Regions from separate parts of the Homo sapiens genome. Here region 2 is linked to region 1. A link is an interaction called in ENCODE POLR2A ChIA-PET data of the cell type or tissue named here. Cell type or tissue: CD4-positive, alpha-beta T cell. All regions are shown on one strand. Each heading gives the region's core, and the rest is flanking DNA. Links, peaks and the distances in the headings are about the cores only. Region 1 overlaps MARK3 (microtubule affinity regulating kinase 3). Region 2 overlaps CDC42BPB (CDC42 binding protein kinase beta).

Evidence for each region. Peaks named below come from ENCODE experiments on the same cell type or tissue, not always from the same donor. Only the 100,000 strongest peaks of a DNase experiment are listed, where the experiment ranks them.
Region 2: POLR2A ChIA-PET joins it to region 1 with 6 read pairs; 3 of 35 experiments call an interaction of 5 or more read pairs at or near these places.

What each region holds. Positions count from the first base shown.
Region 1 is chr14:103,477,126-103,485,666 of GRCh38, reverse strand. MARK3 (microtubule affinity regulating kinase 3) reads right to left here. Exons shown (of 18, transcript NM_001128918.3): 14 at 5,177-5,280. Among named protein-coding and RNA genes, the nearest start is that of CKB, 41 kb to the left of the region's middle. In CD4-positive, alpha-beta T cell, for the core only: no CTCF peak of the experiment used is centred there; a DNase peak (open chromatin) is centred at 4,886.
Region 2 is chr14:102,932,222-102,940,762 of GRCh38, reverse strand. CDC42BPB (CDC42 binding protein kinase beta) reads left to right here. Exons shown (of 37, transcript NM_006035.4): 31 at 439-536; 32 at 633-717; 33 at 816-933; 34 at 1,036-1,153; 35 at 2,352-2,457; 36 at 2,589-2,659; 37 at 6,920-8,383. The coding sequence ends at 7,051. Among named protein-coding and RNA genes, the nearest start is that of AMN, 14 kb to the right of the region's middle. In CD4-positive, alpha-beta T cell, for the core only: no CTCF peak of the experiment used is centred there; no DNase peak of the experiment used is centred there.

The sequences.
Region 1 (8,541 bases), core at 2,974-6,973:
CCCTATCAGAACATTCTGATAAGAAATGTATTGGCTGCTGATTAAAAGCATACTCAAGTGACTGGGCAAAAGCAGAATTAAAAATATAGTCCAAGGACAGGCATGGTGGCTCATGCCTGTAAACCTAGTGTTTTGGAAGGCTGAGACTGGAGGATCCCTTGAGGCCAGGAATTTGAGACCAGCCTGGGTAACATGGGAAGACTTCATCTCTACAAAAAATAAAAAATTAGCCAGGTGTGGTGGTCCATGCCTGTAGTCCCAGCTACTCAAGAAGCCAACACAGGAGGATCATTTGAGCCCAGGAGTTCAAGGCTACAGTACACTATGATCATGTCTGTGACTAGCCACTGTACTGCAGCCTGGGCCACACTGCAAGACTCCATCCATCTTAAAAAAAAAAAAAAAAAAAAAAAAGCAGCCTTTTTTTTTTTTCTTTGAGATGGGGTTTTGCTCTTGTTGCCCAGGCTGGAGTGCAATGGTGCAATCTTGGCTCACCGCAACCTCTGCCTCCTGGGTTCAAGCGATTCTCCTGCCTCGGCCTCCCAAGTAGCTGGGATTATAGGCATGCGCCACCATGCCTGGCTAATTTTTTTTTTTTTTTTTGTATTTTTAGTAGAGATGGGGTTTCTCCATGTTGGTCAGGCTGGTCTCAAACTCCTGACCTCAGGTGATCCGCCCACCTCAGCTTCGCAAAGTGCTGGGATTACAGGCGTAAGCCACTGTGCTCAGCCCTTTTTTTTTGTTTTTGAGACAGAGTCTTGCTCTGTTGCCAGGCTGGAGTGCAGTGGCGCTATCTCGGCTCACTGCAACCTCTGCCTCCTGGGTTCAAGTGATTCTCCTGCCTCAGCTTCCCAAGTAGCTGGGACTACAGGCGCATGCCACCACGCCCAGCTAATTAATTTTAGACAGGGTTTCACCATGTTGGTCAGGATGGTCTTGATCTCCTGACCTCATGATCCACCTGCCTCAGCCTCCTAAAATGCTGGGATTACAGGTGGGAGCCACCGCGCCCAGCCTAAAAAAAGCAACTTTTATATGTAGTCCAAAGATACATACGCTAAGTGTCCTCAATCCTTCTCTGCTCAATCTCTATGTGACTTGATGCAGGGTAAAGTGGATAAAATAATAAGCCACTTCACAATTTTGAAACTTTACAGTAATATCCAATATCTAAAATTTATTTGAAAGATTCTGGGCCTGGTGCAGTGGCTCATGCCTGTAATCACAGCACTTTGGGAGGCCAAGGCAGGTGGATCACTTGAAGTCAGGAATTTGAGACCAGCCTGGCCTAGTGAAACCCCATTTCTATTAAAAATACAAAAATCAGCCAGGTGTGGTGGTGTGTGCCTGTAATCCCAGCTACTGGGAGGCTGAGGCAGAAGAACTGCATGAACCCGGGAGATGGAGGTTGCAGTGACCCGAGATCGTGCCATTGCACTCTAGCCTGGGTAAAAGAGCGAGACTCCATCGCAGAAAAAAAAAGAAAAAAAGAAAAAAAAAAAAGAAAAGATTCTGTTTGCATTACTGTAACACCAGCACGTCACTTCTCTGGGGTCTTTAAATGAAGTAGTCTAAACAGTGTCGTCCGGGTATCTAAAGCATATGAAATCGTAGGAGCAGAGTGTCTCTGCTATGTAGGTGGTTTAGCAACATTATTAACTTGAAAGATTAGGTTTAGTCAGTGCAAACTAAGAAAATTCTGCATAACCTTGTCTGAACAGTCTATAATTAATAATGAAAGCTAACATTTGTTTGAGCACTCACTACGTGTCAGTGCTATGTGGTTTAAGACTCACTGCAAACCTATACCATCATGATAGAATCATACAATTGAAGGTGTAATCAAACCTTCTCATGCCTAGTTTACACCAACCATTAGTCACGCCTGGAATCTGGCCATTTTTCGAGAATAACATCAGAAGGCAGAATAATTACAGCAGAAAGTGGGCTGGCCTTCAGCACGACCAGTTTAAAACTAGTCTCAGAAAACGAATCACAGGTGTTTGTGCCAAAGTAACAACTGGCCCTAACCTATGCTCCCTGTGTCATTAACTTTATTGTTCCCACAGGAAAGCTGATAAAACAAAGATTGGCCTAGTAAGAACCAATTAATAAAACTAATTTTCAAAAGAAAAAATAATTAAAATTAATTATATTGCCTATGACGAGAAAAAGCCTTGCATTTAGTAAGCCTTTAAAATATCCTGTTTACAGTAGGATTTTGAAGGTAGTAAGGGCTTAAGATATGTGGAGTCTCTGGTTTAAACCTTCACACAGTTTTTAAAAAATCAGCCATCATTATTCTCATGTTGAAATTCCGTATGAACACTCATATAAAGAAGAAAACATTTAAGGCTAAATGTCGAAAATATTTAAGGCTAAAATTGGAACTTAACATGTTTGTTTCAGAAGTTAACATAGGTCCAGGCATCCTACAGCTCACTCATATTTTAAATTAGTGAAGAAATAAGATATATGGGTGGGTGAAGAGAGGGAAAAGGAACAATTTGCCGAAGAAGTCATCTGTGCAGGGAAAGCTAATTGTATCTCACTGAAGACTCAAGCATCAATTTTAAGGGAAAGCTGTCACATTTAGTGCCTTAACTAAAGAAGTTAAACCCAATAATTTTCCAGTCTTTTAATTCATTTATAAGATAGGAAAGGAAAGTCCAAATATTATTAAAACAATGGGCCCTGTCTTTTAAGGTTTGGCGGTGAGACTCTCTTTGACTAAAGAGAAAGACGACACCTTCAGAAGCAAAGTATTTCAATGACTGATGCTAAGAGAAGCAACGAGACAGGTCAGGATATGAAAGAGTTGGCCCCAACAAGGCAGGTGTCTCCAGGGGGAATGCAGAAAGGAAATATTGCCAAAGAAATTAAAGAAGTCTTAAATATTATTTCCAAAGAGTGAAACGAAAAATTTTAGGAAAAGAGAATCAGAAGACACAGGCATATATGCATGTGCCTGGTGTATGATACGTGTAGCACAGGATGGAAGCAGAGAGCAGATCTTAGTCTTAACACCCTTGAGGAGACTGACTCTGCACCTCAGACAGTCACATATCCTAAAGTTCAGAAGGAGCTGGGTAGTGCATTTTCAGAATTTAGAAGTAGTAAAGGTAATGAAACAACTTTTTTTTTTTTTAGATGAGTCTTGCTCTGTTGTCCAGGCTGGACTGCAGTGGCGCGATCTCAGCTCACTGCAAACTCTGCCTCCTGGGTTCAAGTAATTCTCCTGCCTCAGTCTCCCTGGTAGCTGGGACTACAGGCGCGTGCCACCACACATGGTTAATTTTCGTATTTTTAGTAGAGACGGGGTTTCACCATGTTGGCCAGGCTGGTCACGAACTCCTGACCTCAAGTGATCCACCTGCCTTGGCCTCCCAGAGTGCTGGGATTACAGGTGTGAGCCACTGTGCCTGACCATGAAACATTTCTGTAGTCCTGTAGACTACAATCTGTAACACCAGAAACTTCTAATTAAGTCTTCTATTGATATTTTCTATTAAGTCACTTTTGAACTAGAAGAAATTTGAAAGTTAAGAACTGAACTATAATACAAATCTACCAGAGAGTAGACTACTATTAAGAAATACCTGGCTGGGTACGGTGGCTCACGCCTGTAATCCCAGCACTTTGGGAGGCCGAGGTGGGTGGATCACAAGGTCAGGAGATCGAGACCATCCTGGCTAACATGGTGAAACCCCGTCTCTACTAAAAATACAAAAAATTACCTGGGAGTGGTGGCAGGCGCCTGTAGTCCCAGCTACTCGGGAGGCTGAGGCAGGAGAATGGCGTGAACCCGGGAGGCGGAGCTTGCAGTGAGCCGAGATCAGGCCACTGCACTCCAGCCTGGGTGACAGAGTGAGACTCTGTCTCAAAAAAAAAAAAAAAAAAAAAAAAAAAGAAATACCTATATCAATCATTATCTGTAAACTATCTACCCCAGCTGCTATACTCAAGTTCTTAGTAGTTTTTAATCATAAGAAAAGACAATGTTGAAACACACACACACACACACACGAGTCATAAAAGAGAACAAGAGAATGTAAATATTGCTAAAAATTCAACGAATAATAACCATAATCTTACAGAACAAATGTTACTCCTCATATCAACTCAATCCTAAGTGGCCTATGGAACAGGGAAGTGATAAGCAGTTTGGAACTAAGGATGAAGGAGGAGAGAATTTTTGATTAGGCTGTCACAAAATGTAGTGATCAAACATTTTGTTTGACTAATGAGATCAAACATAGGTTAGGATTAAGAAACAGAACCTCACACCGTAACTGCAGAAAGTAAATGTCAGAACAATTCTGATGCAAACAATGTTCAAGTTAAAAGAATGATGTACACTTACTGCTCTTCCAAAAACAAAGAAGGAAAATCCATGCCAGCCTGGGAAATTTGTTCTGAACAGAATATAGCATATTTAGCTATTCTCTACCAATCTAACTTCTCTTTTCTCTCCACCCAGACTAACCCCACCTCAGAGTCTCTACACCTATCCAATCCCATTTTACTGACTCTACTTATTTTATTTCAAAACCCCAAGAAAATCATGTGCATGATAGGATGCTCTCCTTATTGACATGTAACATCATTGTCTTTTTAAAGTCACGCTCATCCTATGTATGCTTGCTATGTAGCCAAATTAAAAGCATTCAGAAGGCTGGACTTTCCACTTCTCTTGGCTTCTCCAGTGTTTCTATTTAGACTCAGCCATCTGGACCCTTTGGTAAACTGCGGACCTTTAATGCTACCTGGTGCTGTACATTCTCCTGAGGTATGACTCTCTGCCTCACGTCCTTATCTTCCCCCACTTTCGGCTTTTGTTCAAGTTATTAATGAGCACAAGACAATCTCCATTTCCTTATTCACTGTTCTACAACATAACCACAGCTTACTATCTACTTCCTCTAGGAAACCCCCTGGGTTTAACTCAAGCCTTTTAATCATCATACACAGCCAGGCAGGAGGATGATGCTCTGGACAACAAAAAGAATTTAGAATTCTAGTATCTTGCTAAAAATTAGTATACAAATTTAACTTACCTTCAGAGAATACTTACAGTTTTAATTTGAAAATGATTATAAGAACAAAGCAGTAAATAACATGCTTCCATTTCTCTTGGGAAAAACAACTTTTCTTACAAACAGGTAGAATCTCCTACCTGTTTTCTTTGCCATTCTGAATCACTGAGTGTCTATCAGCTGTAGTTCTCTCACTGCAAACATAAGTATTTCGTCGTGTCATTCCACCAGATGCTGTGTTACTCTATAAAAAAGGGCATTTTTGTCTTAAATTTATTTGGTAAATACAGTACAATGAGAAAAAATGAACTTATCTACATAAATAGGAATGTCAGTCTTTTATTTACTTGTTTTTTGAGGCAAGGTCTTACTCTGTCACCCAGGCTGGAGTGCAGTGGAGCAATCTTGGCTCTGCCTCCCAGGATCAAGCAATCCTCCCACCACAGCCTCCCAAGTAGCTGGGAATACAGGCATGTGCCACCACATTTGGCTAATTTTTTTTTTCTTTTTTGAGATGCAGTGTTGCTCTGTCGCCATGCTGGAATGCAGCGGTGCGATCTCGGCTCACTGCAACCTCCCCCTCCTGGGTTCAAGCGATTCTCCTGCCTCAGCCTCCTGAGGTGCCCGGCCTGACAACCTAATTTTAAAATCGGCACCTTCAATAGATATTTCTTTAAAAAAGCTATACAACGGCTGGGCGCGGTAGCTCACACCTGTAATCCCAATACTTTGGGAGGCAGAGGTGGGCGGATCTCCTGAGGTGAGGAGTTCGAGACCAGCCTGACCAACATGGAGAAAACCCGTCTCTGCTAAAAATACAAAATTAGCTGGCTGTGGTGGTGCATGCCTGTAATCCCAGCTACTCAGGAGGCCAGGAGGCTGAGGTAGGAGAATCACTTAAACCTGGGAGGTAGAGGTTGCGGTGAGCTGAGATCGCACCATTGCACTCCAGCCTGTGTAACAAGAGCAAAACTCAGTCTCAAAAAAAAAAAAAAAAAAAAAGCTATACGTATGGCCAAGAAACACATGAAAAGATGCCCAATATCATTGGTCATTAAAGAAATGCAAATCAAAAGCATGAGGTACTACTTCATACCTGCTAGGAAAGCTTTAAATAATAAAATAATTATTAATTGTTAGAAAGAATGTGAAGAAAACAGGGACTCTCACTATTGCTGGATAAAATGGTACAGTTGTGAGGAAAACAGTTTGGCAGTTTCTCAAAAAATTAAACATGGAGTTACCATATTACTCAACAATTTTATTCCTAAATATATACCCAGGAAAAATGAAAACACAGCCAGGTGCAGAGGCTAACACCTATAATCCCAGCACTTTGGGAGGCTGAGGCAGGATGTCTGCTTGAGCCTAGGAGTTTGAGACCAGCCTGGCTGGGCTACATAGGGAGACCTCATCTCTACCACAACAAACAAACAGAAAAAATAAGCCAGGCATGGTGATGCATGCCTGTGGTATCAGCTATTTGGGAGGCTGAGGTGGGAGGATCACTTGGGTCTGGGAGGTCGAAGTTGCAATGAGCCGTGTTTGCACCATTGTACTTTAGCCTAGGTGACAGAGTGAGACCGTCTCCTCCCCAAGAAAGAAGGAAAGAAATTAAAACATTTAAGTCCACATAGAAATTTGTACACAATTGTTTATAGTAGCATTATTCATTTTAACCAATACATGGAAATAATATAAATGTCCATCAACAGATGAACAGTTAAATTGTAGTATATATACAGAATGGAATATTACCCCCAAAAGAAACAAAGTACTAATACATGCTGCAGGCTGGGCACAGTGGCTCACGCCTGTAATCCCAGCGCTTTGGGAGGCCGAGGCGGGTGGATCACCTGAGGTCGGGAGTTCGAGACCAGACTGACCAACATGGAGAAACCCCGTCTCTACTAAAAATACAAAATTATCCAGGCATGGTGGCGCACGCCTGTAATCCCAGCTACTCAGGAGGCTGAGGCAGGAGAATCGCTTGAACCCGGGAGGTGGAGTTTGCAGTGAGCCAAGATCGTGCCATTGCACTCTGGGCAACAGGAGCGAAATGCCATCTCAAAAAAAAAAAAAGGGAAAAGAAAATACATGCTACAAATTGGATGAACCATGAAAACATTATGCTGAGTCAAAGAAAGAAGTAGACACAAAAGGATACATGTGAAATGGTTCCATTTATATAAAATATTCAGAACAGGCAAATCCAGAGACAGAACACAGACTGGTGGTTGCCAGGGAATGAGGGGGAAGGGAGGGGGGCAGAGGGGAGAGGAGGAATGGAAAGTGATTACTTAAGGGATACAGGTGTTCTTTTTTTTTTTTTTTTTGAGATGGAGCCTCGCTTTTTCGCCCAGGCTGGAGTGCAGTGGCACCATCTCGGCTCACTGCAACTTCTGCGTCCTGGGTTCAATCGATTCTCCTGCCTTAGCCTCCCGAGTAGCTGGGATTACAGGTGCCCGCCACCATGCCTGGCTAATTTTTGTATTTTTAGTAGAGATGGGGTTTCACCATGATGGCCAGGCTGGTCTTGAACGCCTGACCTTGTGATCTGCCCACTTCAGCCTCCCAAAGTGCTGGGATTACAGGCGTGAGCCACTGCGCCCGGCCACTTTTTTTTTTTTTAAGGACAGGGTCTTGCTCTGTTGCCCAGGCTGGAATATGGTGATGTGACCATGACTCACTGCAGCCTCAACCTCTTGGGCTGAAATGATCTTCCCACCTGAGCCTCTCAAGCTCTCAAGTAGCTGGTACTACAGGTGTGCATCATCACGCTCAGCTATTTTCTTTTTAATTTTTTTTGTAGAGATGAGGTCTCACTCTGGTGCCCAGGCTGATCTCAGACTCTTGGGCTCAAGTGATCCTCCCACCTCAGCCTCCCAAAGCGCTGAGATTATAGGGGTTAGCCACTGTGCCCAGCCTAAACAGATGCTCCTTCTGGGGAGCTGAAAAAGTTCTGAAACTAAAGACAGGTGTTGGCTGCACAATACTGTGAGTGTACCAAATGCCACCGCATTGCCCACTTTAAAATGGTTAATCATTGTCATGTGGATTCACATGAATTTAACTTCCAAAACAAAAAACTAAAAAGCAAGGAACAAGTCACAGCTATGGACTTTTTTTTTTATTTTTTGAGATGGAGTCTCGCTCTGTTACCCAGGCTGGAGTGCAATGACACAATCTCAGCTCACTGCAACCTCCATCTTCTCGGTTAAAGCAATTCTCCTGCCTCAGCCTCCCGAATAGCTAGGATTACAGGAGCACGCCACTATACCCGGCTAATTTTTGTATTTTTAGTAGAGATGGGATTTCACCATGTTGGCCAGGCTGTTCTTGAACTCCTGACCTCAAGTGATCCGCCCACTTTGGCCTCCCACAGTGCAGGGATTACGGGTGTGAGCCACCGTGCCTGGCCATAGCTATGGAATTTTATCAGATAATTTTTAAACAAAGATAGAGCAGTCACTTTTACTACAGCTTGAGCAGACCATCTACAGAG
Region 2 (8,541 bases), core at 3,842-7,841, 550 kb after region 1:
GTTTTTAATACCTACCTGGAAACCGGACTTGCCATCTCCTACGGAAGAATTAGCCTCACCATACTGAACAGTCGGCCCCTACCTGAATTTCCAAAGTGTTGAGCCTGAATTAGTAGCTTTCAGGATAATCACATCTCATGAGAGCTAAATGAAAAACCAGACTTTTTAAAAGTCACCTTCAACATCTGTACTGTAGTATTCAAAATATTAGTTACGGAAGTGATTGTGGAGCATTTAAACATTGGATTGTGTTTGTTTAAACTTTGAAATGAAGATGAATTCCAGAGTGGGAACATGAAGTCTTTGGTGACGTGAACCAGCTGAGGGCAGTGCTGCCGCCTCTGCACTTGTTCAAGTGCCAAGGCTTGGCCTCCGGCCCGAGGGCAGGTGAGTTCCTGAGCCACTGTGGCTCACCCCGCCCTGCTCCGTCTGCGCTAGGTTGCAGCCCCACCCACGTCACGGTGTACAGCGAGTATGGCGTGGACGTCTTTGATGTGCGCACCATGGAGTGGGTGCAGACCATCGGCCTGCGGAGGGTAAGGCGGCCTCGGTGCCCTCCTGTGCGGGCGGGCTTCTCCCGGTGCAGTCTGTGCGTGGCCGCGCTTACTGTCCCTCCCTGGTTTCCAATCCAGATAAGGCCCCTGAACTCTGAAGGCACCCTCAACCTCCTCAACTGCGAGCCTCCACGCTTGATCTACTTCAAGAGCAAGTTCTCGGGTGAGCCTTCCTCTGCACCGGGAGTGGAGGGAAGGGAAGTTGGAGGGGCGTGTGTCCCTGGTGCCGCAGCACCGTCACCGCGCGCTCTGCTTCTGCAGGAGCGGTTCTCAACGTGCCGGACACCTCCGACAACAGCAAGAAGCAGATGCTGCGCACCAGGAGCAAAAGGCGGTTCGTCTTCAAGGTCCCAGAGGAAGAGAGACTGCAGCAGAGGCGGTAGGAGCGGGGCCTCACGGGGCCTGCTGGGCCTCGCTCTAGGGAGGGGGCCAAGAGGATTCTCACGTATCCATGAATCTCAAAAGTGTGTCCTTTCCCCAGAGAGATGCTTAGAGACCCAGAATTGAGATCCAAAATGATATCCAACCCAACCAACTTCAACCACGTGGCCCACATGGGCCCAGGCGACGGCATGCAGGTGCTCATGGACCTGCCTCTGGTGCGTGCACGGCCGGGATAGGGCGGGCAGGGCACCCCATCTCCTCCTCCCCGCTCAGGCAGCCATGCTGGCTGAGACTGTCCCAAAGGCAGTGCCTGCGAGGCTGGCGCTGTGCTCTGACCTGGCGCTCCTGTCACACAAGCCCGTCTCCGCTGAAGCTCTGTTCACGAGCACTTACCCTGTCACAAGGCCTTGTGCACAGGCCTCGGGCCGCCCTGGGCAGTGATGCTGCAGGTACTTGTGAGAGTCCACCACGTTTCGGCCTGTGAGGGCTTCCTAAGGACGTTTGCCATGAGGTGGTGATTTCTCAGTAACACCTTCGTACCAACAGATAGCATACTTTCTCTTTTTTACTTAAGAAGTATGTTTTTGGCTGGGCGTGGTGGCTCATGCCTGTAATCCCAGCACTTTGGGAGGCCGAGGCGGGCGGATCACGAGGTCAGGAGATCGAGACCATCCTGGCTAACACGGTGAAACCCTGTCTCTACTAAAAATACAAAAAGAAATTAGCTGGGTGTGGCGGCAGGTGCCTGTAGTCCCAGCTACTGGGGAGGCTGAGGCAGGAGAATGGCATGAACCCGGGAGGCGGAGCTTGCAGTGAGCCGAGATTGCACCACTGCACTCCAGCCTGGGTGACAGAGCAAGACTCCGTCTCAAAAAAAAAAAAAATTATGTATTTTAGGCTGGGTGTGGTGGCTCATGCCTCTTAATTCCAGCACTTTGGGAGGCCACAGTGAGTGGATCACCTGAGGTCAGGAGTTTGAGACCAGCCTGGCCAACATGGAGAAACCCTGTCTCTACTAAACTACAAAAATAAGCTGGGTGTGATGGTGGGCATCTGTAATCCCACCTACTCAGGAGGCTGAGGCAGGAGAATTGCTTGAACCCAGGAGGCAGAGGTTGCAGTGAGCCGAGATCACGTCATTGCACTCCAGCCTGGGGGACAGAGCAAGACTCAGTCTCAAACAAACAAACAAAAAAAGTACGCTTTTTATAGGATTTGACCTGCCCTGAAGTTGCTATTGCCAGTTCTTAGTTCCAGACTGTCCAGAACCCTTGTCCAATCCAGAGAGCCCTCTTGGCCCCCATTTTGCTCATCAAGGTCACGAGGCCACAGCCACCGTAGGTTGCACAAACTTCGCAGCCGGCCCTGCCGGGTGTCAACCAAGCATGCTCACGTGTTGCTATTTCTGCCCAGAGTGCTGTGCCCCCCTCCCAGGAGGAAAGGCCGGGCCCCGCTCCCACCAACCTGGCTCGCCAGCCTCCATCCAGGAACAAGCCCTACATCTCGTGGCCCTCATCAGGTACAGGGGAAGCCTGGCCCCCGCAGCCCTGGGGGAGGTGGGGGGTAGGGGGTGCTGGAATGGGGAGACCCCAGGCATTTGATTCCGTTCTTGACTTTCTCCCTAAGAGGAAAGCTGTCCTTGTTCTGTAGGTGGATCGGAGCCTAGCGTGACTGTGCCTCTGAGAAGTATGTCTGATCCAGACCAGGACTTTGACAAAGAGGTGAGACTTGCCCAGGTCCAGTGCTGAGGCTATGAGCCACCACTGCAGGAGGAAAAGCAGCCCGAAGATCTGGGGCCCTGGGTGGTGTCACAGCCCTTTTGGAGCACCCCACTTGCGGTGTGAGGGTGACGGGGGCAGGGGTCGGGGTGGCTGTCCCCTCCCCCAGGAGGCTCGTGCAGCAATCTCTTGGTCAGACCCCAAGCTCCTTTGGGAACGCTGACTAGGGACAGGGCTGTCACACTGCCCCAGGAGGAATGGAAGCTTTCCCGCCAACCTGCCTCTTTCCTCTGGACTCCCTGTGTTGTTTTATGTACTTCAATGTGATACATCAGCAGTCTCTTTGGTCTGGGCTGACCTTCCACATTGGTTGGTCTGTCTGCCCCTCCCTTGGGATGGCGCTTGGTGTCAGAGTGTGGGGACCACCTCCAGGACAAGCGCCACTGTTGTGCGCAGCTCAGCCACACTGCTCTGGCCTCAGTTTCCCCTGTGCGGAATGGGGATGAGAATGCAGTCGAGGGAGGCGAGGAGCTGCAGTGCTGAGGGCTGAGGAGTGAGCTGAGGGCTTAGCCCCCGGCGCCATCCTTGGAGGGAGGGAGGGAGGGATGCAGGCGGAGGGGCCATGCTCATCTCTCCACCACACATCTCAGCCCCAGCACTGAGATGTTTTAACATCAGCTGCCGAACGGACGGGCAGATGCCTTGCACATGTTGCTGGTTCTGCCAAGGTCAGCGTCTCTTCCTCTGGAAGTCCTTTGTCTTCTCCATCCTTTGTCCATCCTACTGTTCCACCCTTTATTCTGCAGCAGGCCCCCAGCCTGTCTTTGTCTGGTGGGACAGTCACATTTTTGTAGCAAGCACTGCTGTTACTTTACAGAACGCTCCTGAGTTTGAGTTTGTCCGCTGTTTCCTGGTCATGGGATTTGAAGTGTGTCTTAGGCTGTCACATTATACAGAGGACATGGTGTCCCTCTTAGGGTACTGTGTCCTGAGGCAGCCAGTGCCTGTCTCGTCTGCATGACCTTGTTTGTTCTTTTAAATTTAAGTGAAATTCACAAAACAACAATTTTTTTGTTTTTTTTATTTTCATAATAATATAGAGGCAGGGTCTCACTTTGTTGCCCAGGCTGGTCTCCCAACTCCTGGGCTCAAGCTGTCCTCCTACCTTGGCCTCCCAAAGTGCTCAGATTACAGGCGTGAGCCAGCACACCGGGCCCAAAATAACTACTTTAAAGTTACTTTAAACTACTCAGTGACATTTGGTACATCCACAGAGATGCAGTCACCACCTCTTTCTCATTCAGAAACATTTCCACTCTAGCTGGGCACCACGGTTCACGTGTGTAGTACCAGCTACTAGTGAAGCTGAGGTGGAAGGATGGCCTGAGGAGTTCAAGGCCAGCCTGGGCAGTGTAGTGAGATCTTGTCTCTAAAACATAATAAAAAAGACATTTTCATCATTTCAAAATAAACCCCCTGCCCTTTAAGCACTCTCTCCCCGTCCCTCCCTCCCCTCAGCACCTGGGCAGCCAGTAGTTTCCTGTGATTTCCCTGTCTGGACATTTCGTGGAAATGGAATGCCCAGCCTCTCGTATGGCAGTGTGTTTGACCTTTTGTGCCTAGCTCTCACCTGGCATACTGTTTTGTGGCTCACCCCCGTTGTGTAGCATGCATCAGTGCTGGCGTTTCTATTGCTAAATAATATTCTCTTGTATGGCTAGACCACGGTTTGTTTTCCCATTCTTCCCCTGAGGCACATTTGGGCTGTTTCTGTCCTTCAGCTGTTGTGAGTGGTGCTGCTGTGAACACGTGTGTGCACATATGTGTTTGAGTGCCTGTTTTCACATTCGGGTTTATGCCTGTGAGTGGGATTGCTGGATTTATGTGGTAATTCTATGTTTAACTTTTTGAGGAACCACCAAATTGTTTTCTGCAGCAGTTGTACCATTCTATATTCCACCAGCAATGTGAGGGTTCTCATATCTCGACATCCTCACCAATACTTGTTCTTGTTTTTCTTCTTTTTAATAGTCGTCCTGGTGGCTATGAAGTAGTACCTGATTGTGGTTTTGATTTGCATTCTCTAAAGACTTATGTTTAGCATCTTTTCATATGCTTGTTGGCCATTTCCGTACCTTCTTTAGAGAAATGTCTACTCAAGGCCTTTACCCATTTTTGAAATGGGTGGTTTGTCCTTTTGTGGCTGGGTTGTAGGAGCTCCTGGCATGTTCTGAGTACCAGGCTCTTGTGAGAGATGTGATGTGCAGATGTCTTCTCTTGTTCTATGGGTTGTCGTTATTTACATTCCTCATAATTAATGTCTTTTTTTTTTTTTTTTTTTTGAGACAGAGTGCAGTGGCACGATCTTGGCTCACTGCAACCTTTGTTTCCTGGGATCAAGTGATTCTCATGCCTCAGACTCCCAAGTAGCTGGGACTACAGGTGCCCGCCACCATACCTGGCTGATTTTTGTATTTTTAGTAGAGGCGGGGTTTCACCATGTTGGCCAGACTGGTCTCAAACTCCTGACCTCAAGTGATCTGCCCGCCTTGGCCTCCCAAAGTGCTGGGATTACAGGCGTGAGGCACTATACCCGGCCTAGTACAGCCATCTTAACAATATTTTTACTCCACGAACATGAGATGTGTTCCATTTATTTAAGCTATTTTTTCAGCAATGTTTTGTAATTTATAGTGTACACATTTTTCCCTTCTCTGGTTAAACTATTCCTAGCTATTCTTTTGGATGCTGTTGTAAATTGAATTTTTTTTTTCAGTTTCCTTTTCAGTGTGTTCATTTCTGGTGTATAGAAACACAACTGACTTGTGTGTGTTGATCTTATACCCTATAACTTTGCTGAGCTTATTAGTTTTTTGTGGATTCTTTTCTTTGGGATTTTCTACGTGTATAATCATGTCATCTGCAAAGAGAGATAGCTTTACTTCCTTCCTAACTTGGAATCCTTTTCATTTCTGTTTCTTCCCTGATCGCTCTGCCTAGAACCTCTAGCCCCATGTTGAATAGCAGTGGTGAAAGCAGGCATCCTTGCCTTGTTGCTGATCTTTTTTCTTTTTTTCTTTTTTTTTTTTTTTTGAGACAGAGTCTCACTCTACATGTAGCCCAGGCTGGAATGCAGTGATGCGATCTCGGCTCACTGCAAGCTCCGCCTCCTGGGTTCACGCCATTCTCCTGCCTCAGCCTCCCGAGTAGCTGGGACTACAGGTGCCCACCACCATGCCAGGCTAATTTTTTTTTGTATTTTTAGCAGAGACAGGGTTTCACTGTGTTAGGATGGTCTCAATCTCCTGACCTCATGATCTGCCCACCTTGGCCTCCCAAAGTGCTGGGATTACAGGTGTGAGCCACCGCACCCGGCCCGTGGCTGATCTTAGGGGAAAATTTTGTCTCTCACCATTGGGTATGGTTAGCTGTTTTATTTTGTTGAGGAGGTTCCCCTCTATTCCTAGTGCTTTTCTCAGGAAAGAGTGTCGCGTTTGTGACTTTGACTGCTTGGTTGCAGGTGCGCACCACTGTGCCCGGCTGATTTTTGTTTTTTTTGTTTTGTTTTGTTTTGTGACGGAGTCTCGCTCTGTCGCCCAGGCTGGAGTGCAGTGGTGCAGTCTCGGCTCACTGCAAGCTCCGCCTCCCGGGTTCACGCCATTCTCCTGCCTCAGCCTCCCCAGCAGTTGGGACTACAGGTGCATGCTGCCACGCCCGGCTAATTTTTTGTATTTTTAGTAGAGACGGGGTTTCACCATGTTAGCCAGGATGGTCCCAATCTCCTGACTTTGTGATCCGCCTGCCTTGGCCTCCCAAAGTGCTGGGATTACAGGCGTAAGCCACCACGCCCGGCCTGATTTTTGTGTTTTCAGTAGAGATGGGGTGTTACCACATTGGCCAGGCTGGTCTCAAACTCCTGACCTCAAGTGTGATCCACCCACCTTGGCCTCCCAAAGTGCTGGGATTACAGGCAGGAGCCACTGCGTCCGGCCCCATCTGATTTCTTCACTACAGAGTTGCTGTCTTTTGTAATGATAATTACCATGTTATTTTTGAGTGGGATTAGACATCAATTTGTGACTCTCACCAGCACGCCTAAGGGCCCCACGAATCGCTGGTGTAGAGCGTGTGTGTTTTCATAACATGAAGGGAGAAGAGCAGTTGCGACAGTTGTCCCTGAGCAAACATTTGCATCCAGCTGGGCACGCGTGCCTCCCCAGGCTAGGGCAGCGGGTGCTCACCCTGCCCTCTTCCTGTTCACAGCCTGATTCGGACTCCACCAAACACTCAACTCCATCGAATAGCTCCAACCCCAGCGGCCCACCGAGCCCCAACTCCCCCCACAGGAGCCAGCTCCCCCTCGAAGGCCTGGAGCAGCCGGCCTGTGACACCTGAAGCCGCCAGCTCGCCACAGGGGCCAGGGAGCTGGAGATGGCCTCCAGCGTCAGTGCCAAGACTGAGCGGGCCCTCCAGTGTTGTCCAAGGAAATGTAGAATCACTTTGTAGATATGGAGATGAAGAAGACAAATCTTTATTATAATATTGATCAGTTTTATGCCGCATTGTTCGTGGCAGTAGACCACATCTGTTCGTCTGCACAGCTGTGAGGCGATGCTGTTCCATCTGCACATGAAGGACCCCCATACAGCCTGTCTCCCACCCCTGACAACCCGAGAGGGCATATGGGGCCCTGCCAACACCACTTCCTCAGCAGAAACCCGTCATGACGCGGCTGCTTCGGAAGCAGACATCTGGGGACACAGCCTCAGTACCCAGTCTTTTCCCTAGTTCCTGAAACTTTCCTAGGACCTTAAGAGAATAGTAGGAGGTCCTATAGCATTCCCAGTGTCACTAGAATTTTGAAGACAGGAAAGTGGAGGTTAGTCTGTGGCCTTTTTTTCATTTAGCCATTGCACAGTCAGCTGCAGAAGTCCTGCTGACCACCTAGTCATGGACAAAGGCCCAGGACCAGTGACACCCTGCGTCCCTGTGTGCATTAAGTTCATTCTGGGTCGCAGCCATGAAGTGTCACCAGTATCTACTACTGTGAAGTCAGCTGTGCTGTTTTCCATTCGCTTCCACGGCTTCTGCCTCCTGCCATAAAACCAGCGAGTGTCGTGGTGCAGGCAGGCCCTGTGGCCTGCTGGGCTGAGGGAAGTCAGAGCCCCAGGGCGCCACGAAGCAGCCACTGGGATACCCCACCCCGCCCCGCCCTGCCCGCCCCCCCCCCCACCAGTCCTGCCCCCGCATGGAGCCCCCGTGATTAGTAGCCCGTATGATCACGTAGACCCACCCAACACACTCCTGCACACTGGCCCCGGCCCACGGCACAGCAATCCCCTGCGCGTGGATTTCACCTCACCCTTTGTACCAGATGTTGAGTGACCAGCTCTGTGGCCCTGTGTCGTCAGAGGCTTGTGATTAACTGTGGCGGCAGACACAGCTTGTCCACAGCTTGGGCCAGGCTTCCCCTGTCCTCCCACCGGTCGGCTGCTTGGCAAGGCTGTTCAGGACGTGCACTTCCCCAAGTCGGCACTGAGTGGCCCAGCACCGCCTAGCCCTGCCACCCCACTGCCCTCCTGGGCCTTCTGCTGGATGGGCACCTGGGGGGTTCTGGTTTTTACTTTTTTAATGTAAGTCTCAGTCTTTGTAATTAATTATTGAATTGTGAGAACATTTTTGAACAATTTACCTGTCAATAAAGCAGAAGACGGCAGTTTTAAAGTTCCCAGTGGTCCGTTTGGATGTGGTAACATGTCACCCGTGTGTCTGGGCCCCAGAAGTGCCTGAGCTCCAAAAGGCAGTGAAGGAGCCACCTTGCAGAAGATGCTATTCGCCAGCAGAAGCTATTCTGGGTAACTCACTCGGAGGTCACCCAAAAGGCT